Regions from separate parts of the Homo sapiens genome. Here region 1 is linked to region 2. Evidence: chromatin contacts called from ENCODE Hi-C or POLR2A ChIA-PET data. All regions are on one chromosome and are shown on one strand. Each heading gives the region's core, a stretch centred on a gene start or an enhancer-like site at or near the end of the contact. The rest is flanking DNA. Distances are from core to core; before and after follow the strand shown. Region 1 overlaps LDLRAD3 (low density lipoprotein receptor class A domain containing 3). Region 2 has its middle 36 kb from the start of LDLRAD3.

Region 1 (2,908 bases), core at 282-2,781, 61 kb after region 2:
CCTTCCTCTGGACCAGCTTCCTCAAGATCATCTCGAATTTTCCTCTTGACACTGGATTGAAGGAATAATTTTCTATAGGACTTTGGGGTGAAGGGATTAGTATTGACCAGAGCCAGTGAGGTCATCTCATCCTTGGGAGGAGTGGATGTGAGCATCAAATGCTTAGAGCCTCTGGAAGGAGGCTTTGCTGTTGGAGAAATAACGTCTGGCTCAGCGGGCTTTTGGGAGTAGAGGGGCTGGCACCATGTGGCTGCTTGTTCCTGTTGCCTGGTTGGCCTGGTGTCTCAGGATATTTGAGAAGGTGTGACACTGGAGTCCTCAAAATCTGATCTGGATCTTCTTTTTCTTTTTCCCGAGGTGTGTTGAGTTCATGCACGTTACTGAGAGGAGTCCTGGGCAATGTAAGCATTGCCTCTGAATTCTGCACTTCACTCTTCTCTGGGATCTGGCTCTGGGCCTCCCTGCTTCCCTGTGCTTTCTTTTGCCCTACATTCTGAGTCTCTTCTTCCAAACAGGAAAAGCTTAATTTCTCAGTTTTAATGTTTTAATTTAATTTATGTTTAATGCCTCAGTTTTTTGTTAATATTTCTGTCATCCATCTCAGCCAAAGAGCTTTACAACATAGGCAAGATCTATTGCAAGAGAACACCGTGATTCTGCAGAAAGAGGAGAAAATTATTTAACCTGGCAGGTTTCACAACTCTAGCCTGCCTTTCCCTCTACCAGCTAACATCTAGCTGTTTCAGATGGTTAAATTCCTCACGTGTGGCCTCATCATTTGGTAACTGGCAGATGGGACTCTGTCGTCTACAGATCTGTTTACGAACAGCCCTTTCCTAAGTGCATATGGTGTGCGTACCAAGTCCCCGGCTCAGAGTCACGATTTTATACACAGGTTCCAGCCGTGGAATCCACATGCCTCAGACTGGGGGGCACTTCCCCCTCAGGACACCGAAGCTCAGAGAGAGGAAAGAAATCCCTAATATTCCAGATGCAGCCAGGATTTCAACCCAGGCCTCTGTCTTCTCGGTCGAGGTCCTTCTCACTTCATGTCCATGGAGGCTTCTCTGCTCACGCTGGTGTGAACCCCAAGGGGCTTCCCCTGAAAACTCATAATAGAATCTTTGAACAGCTGCCCAAGAACAGATTTCAGATTTTCAGCCATTTTCCTCTTTTAATGGAAGCTCTGACTGGCTAGTTGGTTAATGGGTCCCAGGTTCTCCCAAGCCACTTAACTTCCTAATTTTCAAGCATTATCCATGGAGAAAATCCACTCTGCAGAAGCTTATGACTTAATGAGCTCAGTCAAAGTCAATCTGAAGTTGCAGGCAGCAGCTTTGATCATTGTGATAGGCGTTTTGGTTTCCACCGAGCAGAGAATGGGAAAAAGCTTTGCCCATGATTTATTAATCACTTCCTTGGCTGAGCTTTCTTGCCTGGCTCTCCTGGGAAGCACCAGTGTTGAGGTTGCTCAGGGTTCAGCCTCAGCATGGGCTTTAGGTGTCCATAGGCCCCGTGTTGCCTTGTTTCTGGAAGGCTTTGCTGAGCTGGAATGCAGCCAGATGTTGGAACCAGAGGTGCACACCTTGAGTAAACTCCTCTCTGCTTTCAAGCAGCCCTTGAGGCCCCTTATTGGCAGAACCAGCTCCTCCAGGGAGGAGGCATGTGGGGCCCACGTGCATGCGTGGAGTTTTTTTCAGAGACCCACTGATAAAATATTTACTTCAGTGACATGGTACCAAGTCCTGCTTTGTTTATTTTAAAAGTCTTAATACAGCATTAGCCATGAGGATACCGGCTTATTTGCTTTTGGTTTCTTGCTTGTGGTTTTTGTTTTTATGAGGAGCAAAGAAGCTAGGCCTGATCTTCTGGGAAAGTAGCCTGCTGTATGTTAGCCACACACTGGAAGAGGAAAACTGTTCTGTGTGGAGTGCTTACTGTGTGCTCCGGGTACTGTCCTTAGTGCTTTTAGGTCATTATTTAATCCTCTCACAATCATTCAAGTAGGTGTCACAGGTTAAATTGTGTCCCCTGAAAAGGTACACTGAAGCCCTAAAACCTGGTACTTGTGAATGCAAACCAATTTGCAAATGGGGTCTTGACATATGTAATTCGTTAAGACACAGTTCTGTTGGACTGGAGTGGGCCCTAATTCCCATGACTGGTGTCTTTGTAATAAGAGGGGGTACACAGACACTCACAGAGGGAAGATGGCCTTGTGAAGACAGAGGCAGACACTGGAGCATGTAGGTGCAGGGCAAGGAATGCCAAGGATTGCCAGCAACCTCCAGAAGCCAGGCAAGGAAGGATTCTGCCCTGGAGTTTTCAGAGGAAGCATGGCCCTGCCGACACCTTGAACTTCTAGCCTCTAGAATTGTGAAAGAACATATTTTTGTTGTTTTAAGCCACTCAGTTCGTGGCAATTAATTACAGCAGCCCTTGGAATTAGTATAGTTAGAACTACTTAGAAGAATATTAACCCCATTTTATAGATGAGTACATCAAGGCTGAGAGGTGTTAAGCATCTTGCCCCAGGTCACTCAGTTCATAAGTGGAGACAGACAAATCAGGTCTTGCATAATGCCGCTGCCAAGTCCATGCATTCATTTTCATGATGGAGCCAGCAAGGTGGTAACTTTCTAATGCTGGGTATCTAGGACATCTTAATGAGCAGTTTAGTCTCAAAGGGAGATTGCCCAGTTGCAGTTTAGATCTGCTTCTAATCCTGGATTTGGCCAGAAGATTCCTTGATTGACTCTGGGGGAACCTTTACCTTTATAGAGAGGATACAGGCCTGGTATTTTCTGTCCAGGGGATCTAAGCATGGGGTGGAGTATGCCATCTCTCCCTGGTGCTCAGCCAGGCCTGTGGGTCATCAAGGACCCAGCCCATTCTGCAGAGAGTTTAG
Region 2 (3,315 bases), core at 473-2,972:
AGAAATGATTTATGATCTCCTGGCTACCAATATCACTGTTGCCTAAGGGACAGCTTCTCCTAAGAATTTGCAAAATTGTTCTCCATGCTATCAAGTCAGCTCTCATTAAAGTATGTCTCATTTGTGGCTTGTGATTTGTATTAATTTGGAGGTATGTCATTTAGGATGTTTGGGGATTCAAGTAACTAAAAATTAAAAATGAATTCAACTGGCTTAAACAATAAGAACACTTCTTTTATCAAATAACAAGAATCCCAGAAGTAAAGTAGTCCAAGGTGGGTTAACCCAGTGACTCAAATGATGTCATCAAGGACCCAAGTTCTTTCTATCTTTCAGTTCTTCCATTCTCATGCTAAGTCCCCTCATGGGCCTAAGGTGGCTGCCACAGTCCCGCGCATCACAGCCAGATCTAAAAGTATCTAAAAGAAGAAGGAGTGTTCCTATGAGTTTCTTTTCATCACTGAGAATAAAAAAATCTTTGCAAAAGGCCTATCAGCAGACTGTCTATCGAGTTTTAGTGGCTAGAATTGTATCACATGCTTATGTCTAAGCCACTAACTAGACAGCAAATAGGATCACAATGCACCTATTAGACTAATTTACATCTAAACACAGGGATGGGGGTTATCTATGACTGATAAGATGATGGAGCAGACACCCAAGTAAATGTGTGGTACGGTCAACTTAGAAGAAAAGAGAATAGGCTGTTAGGTAGGCAAGCATCTGTGTCTGCTATAATTGACATGAAAGGTAAAATAAGTTTGGTCTAATTGAATTTTTTGGCTTAACTATGGTATGTATATATTTAAAAAAACCTTCTTACTTTCATTTTTTAATAGGCAGAATGTTGTTCTGCTGCCCAGACTGGGGTTCAGTAGTGTGATAATAGCTCACTGCAACCTTGAACTCCTTCAAGAGATCCTCCTGCCTCAGCCTCCTGAGTAGCTGGGACTTCAGGCATGCACCACCATGCCTGGCTAATTTGTTTTTATTTTTATTTTTGTAGAACGGGGTCTCATTATGTTGCCCAGGCTGGTCTCAAACTCCTGGGCTCAAGTGATCCTCCCACCTCAGCCTCCCAAAGTGTTGCAATTACAAGTGTGAGCCACCATGCTAAGCCAAAACCCTTTTAGATTCTGGCTCTGGCTGTTAAAAATTATTCTATATTAGTTCACTTCCCCCCTACTACTTAAACTGGAATGACACCTTTGGTGTGTCTATACCTAATGACACTCACCTTTCCCCACCCTTTGAAACTCCTCTTTTATTTCCATCCTCAGGATCTTAGGAGTAAGCCTCCTTCACCTGTGTTTGTGCAATGCTGTCTTCCTAGCCACAGATGATTGGAGCTGAGGTGTACAGCGGAACTTAGCTAAACCAATCAGCTTCTTTCTCTGAGAATTTCAAATTGGGGGAAACTCTGGTTGCATCAGTCTCTTCATGCGCTTGGATCTATAACATAACCTCTAGAATTGTGGGGCAGCAATTTTTCTGCCATTTGGGACAAGAAGCAAAAACTAGTGTAAGGGAAAGTAAAAATGAAAAAGATATACAGTGAGTAGTTTCTACAAGTTTTGGCTCCATAAGGCACTTTGAACTACCCCTTCACCACACACAGGCACGTGTACACACACACCTCAAAATGCATATGCAAGCCAGCTTGAGGCAGCTTATGTTACTTGCAACCAAACAGTCCTAACCAAAAAGGAACACAGTGTCCCTTTTCAGAGATGATTGAGGATCTTGCAGAATGCTAGGGTCATCCTGAAGAACTGCCAGTTCTCATTTCCTTTGTGCATAGAAAACTGAAGACAATGAGTCATACCTGTCATAAATTCACCCCAGACCTTGCTACAGACGTTGCCTTTGTTTGATTTAAATCTTCACTATTGGTTTGGTTTCTAATACTTTTTACTCTTTTTTCTAAAAGTATTCAACAAAACACTCAACAGTAACAACAACAAATAACTGTGTATTATGTGAATGGGAGGTGTTATGTTGTGTCTTGGAGAGGCAGGGAATGGGACTAATATCTATTGAGTTCCAACAATTTGCTTTGCATGTATTGTTTACTTTTATCCTTATCACACACTACCTACTAGTAATAACAAAACGAGGCCATGCCTGGTGGCTCATGCCTGTAATCCCAGCGCTTTGGGAGGCCGAGGTGGGTGGATCACTTGAGATCAGGAGTTTGAGACCAGCCTGGCCAACATGGTGAAACCCGGTCTCTACAAAAAATAAAAAATTAGCTGGGCGTGGTGGTGGGAACCTATAATCCTAGCTTCTTGGGAGGCTGTGGCAGGAGAATCACTTGAACCCGGGAGGTGGAGGTTCCAGTAAGCCGAGATCGTGCCACTGCACTCCAGCCTGGGAAACATAGTGTGACTCCATCTCAAAAAAAAATATGTGTGTATATGTGTGTGTGTGTGTGTGTGTGTGTGTGTGTATTTATAACAAAACCATTTTACTAGTGTGGAAGCTGAGTCTCAGAGAAGTACATTGATTTTGTTAAAGTCACACAGCTAGAAAGCCATGGAAGATTTTAAGCCCAGGCTCCAGAGAATCAAAGTTGATGATGTTTTCACTATTCCACGTTGTTAAACAGAAAAAAAAAAAGTGCTTTGATTAACCATCCTGTTAGGTAGACTCTGATTAACTGACATCTGACTCTGGCTATTTTTATTCTCACAATATAGGATATTCTCTACCATCAGGGAGAGAAACAGAGACAGGGAGAATGACCTTGTAGCACCAGATCTATTACGGATATTTCTGCATTTTTAAAATTTCTAAATTAAGCACTGCTACCTCTGGTAAAAACAGAGGATAACATTTTTTAACATGTGGAACAAACAAACGCCAGGGAAGATTAAATGAGGGGCACAAGATCCTTAGAGACAGAAGCACTTTGTAGCCATCCCTTCTCGCTGTCTTAGTAGGTGTACATTCTCAAGCTGTTGATTTTTCTTGACTAATTAAAGATGATTGGAGTTTTAGAGTTTGGCTTTATTTTTGTTTTTCTCCATCTTTCACATATCCCAACTCACACACTGTCTGCTGCTGCCAATTAGCAAGAACGTGGGAGAAGAGTTAGTCCTGGCTATAACCAGGCTGGATACAAACCTGTCACAATGAGATTAGGGATATTCAGGCAAAAGCATTTACCTTAATGTGTTTCGTTCCTAGCAAAACAATCATGCAAATGTTTTAAGTCAAACTTTCCAAAACAGACACAGTCATGCAAAGCTGTCCATGTGAAACAGGTTGCCAGTCAGAACCACCATTTTTATCTTCCACTGCTGTTCTGTAGGC

The links. Hi-C counts contacts between places; a loop is a spot of excess contacts on that map. ChIA-PET counts read pairs that join two places held with the same protein, here RNA polymerase II (POLR2A). Pooled maps may share reads with other maps.
Region 1: a map of spleen shows a loop between it and region 2 (4-fold over the local background). The contact joins two enhancer-like sites. A Hi-C loop is called at or near these places in 4 of 168 maps with a recorded cell type or tissue (GM12878, IMR-90, dorsolateral prefrontal cortex and 1 more) and 2 of 50 pooled maps. POLR2A ChIA-PET finds 5 or more read pairs at or near these places in 2 of 52 experiments (MCF 10A and Panc1).

What each region holds. Positions count from the first base shown.
Region 1 is chr11:35,968,145-35,971,052 of GRCh38, forward strand. The region is part of intron 1 of LDLRAD3 (low density lipoprotein receptor class A domain containing 3); the gene reads left to right. It also overlaps the pseudogene WEE2P1. Among named protein-coding and RNA genes, the nearest start is that of LDLRAD3, 26 kb to the left of the region's middle. Within about 2 kb of position 1,532, at least 2 of the 41 ENCODE cell types and tissues checked have a DNase peak (open chromatin) inside an H3K27ac peak, as active enhancers do.
Region 2 is chr11:35,906,494-35,909,808 of GRCh38, forward strand. No RefSeq gene overlaps it. Among named protein-coding and RNA genes, the nearest start is that of LDLRAD3, 36 kb to the right of the region's middle. Within about 2 kb of position 1,723, at least 8 of the 41 ENCODE cell types and tissues checked have a DNase peak (open chromatin) inside an H3K27ac peak, as active enhancers do.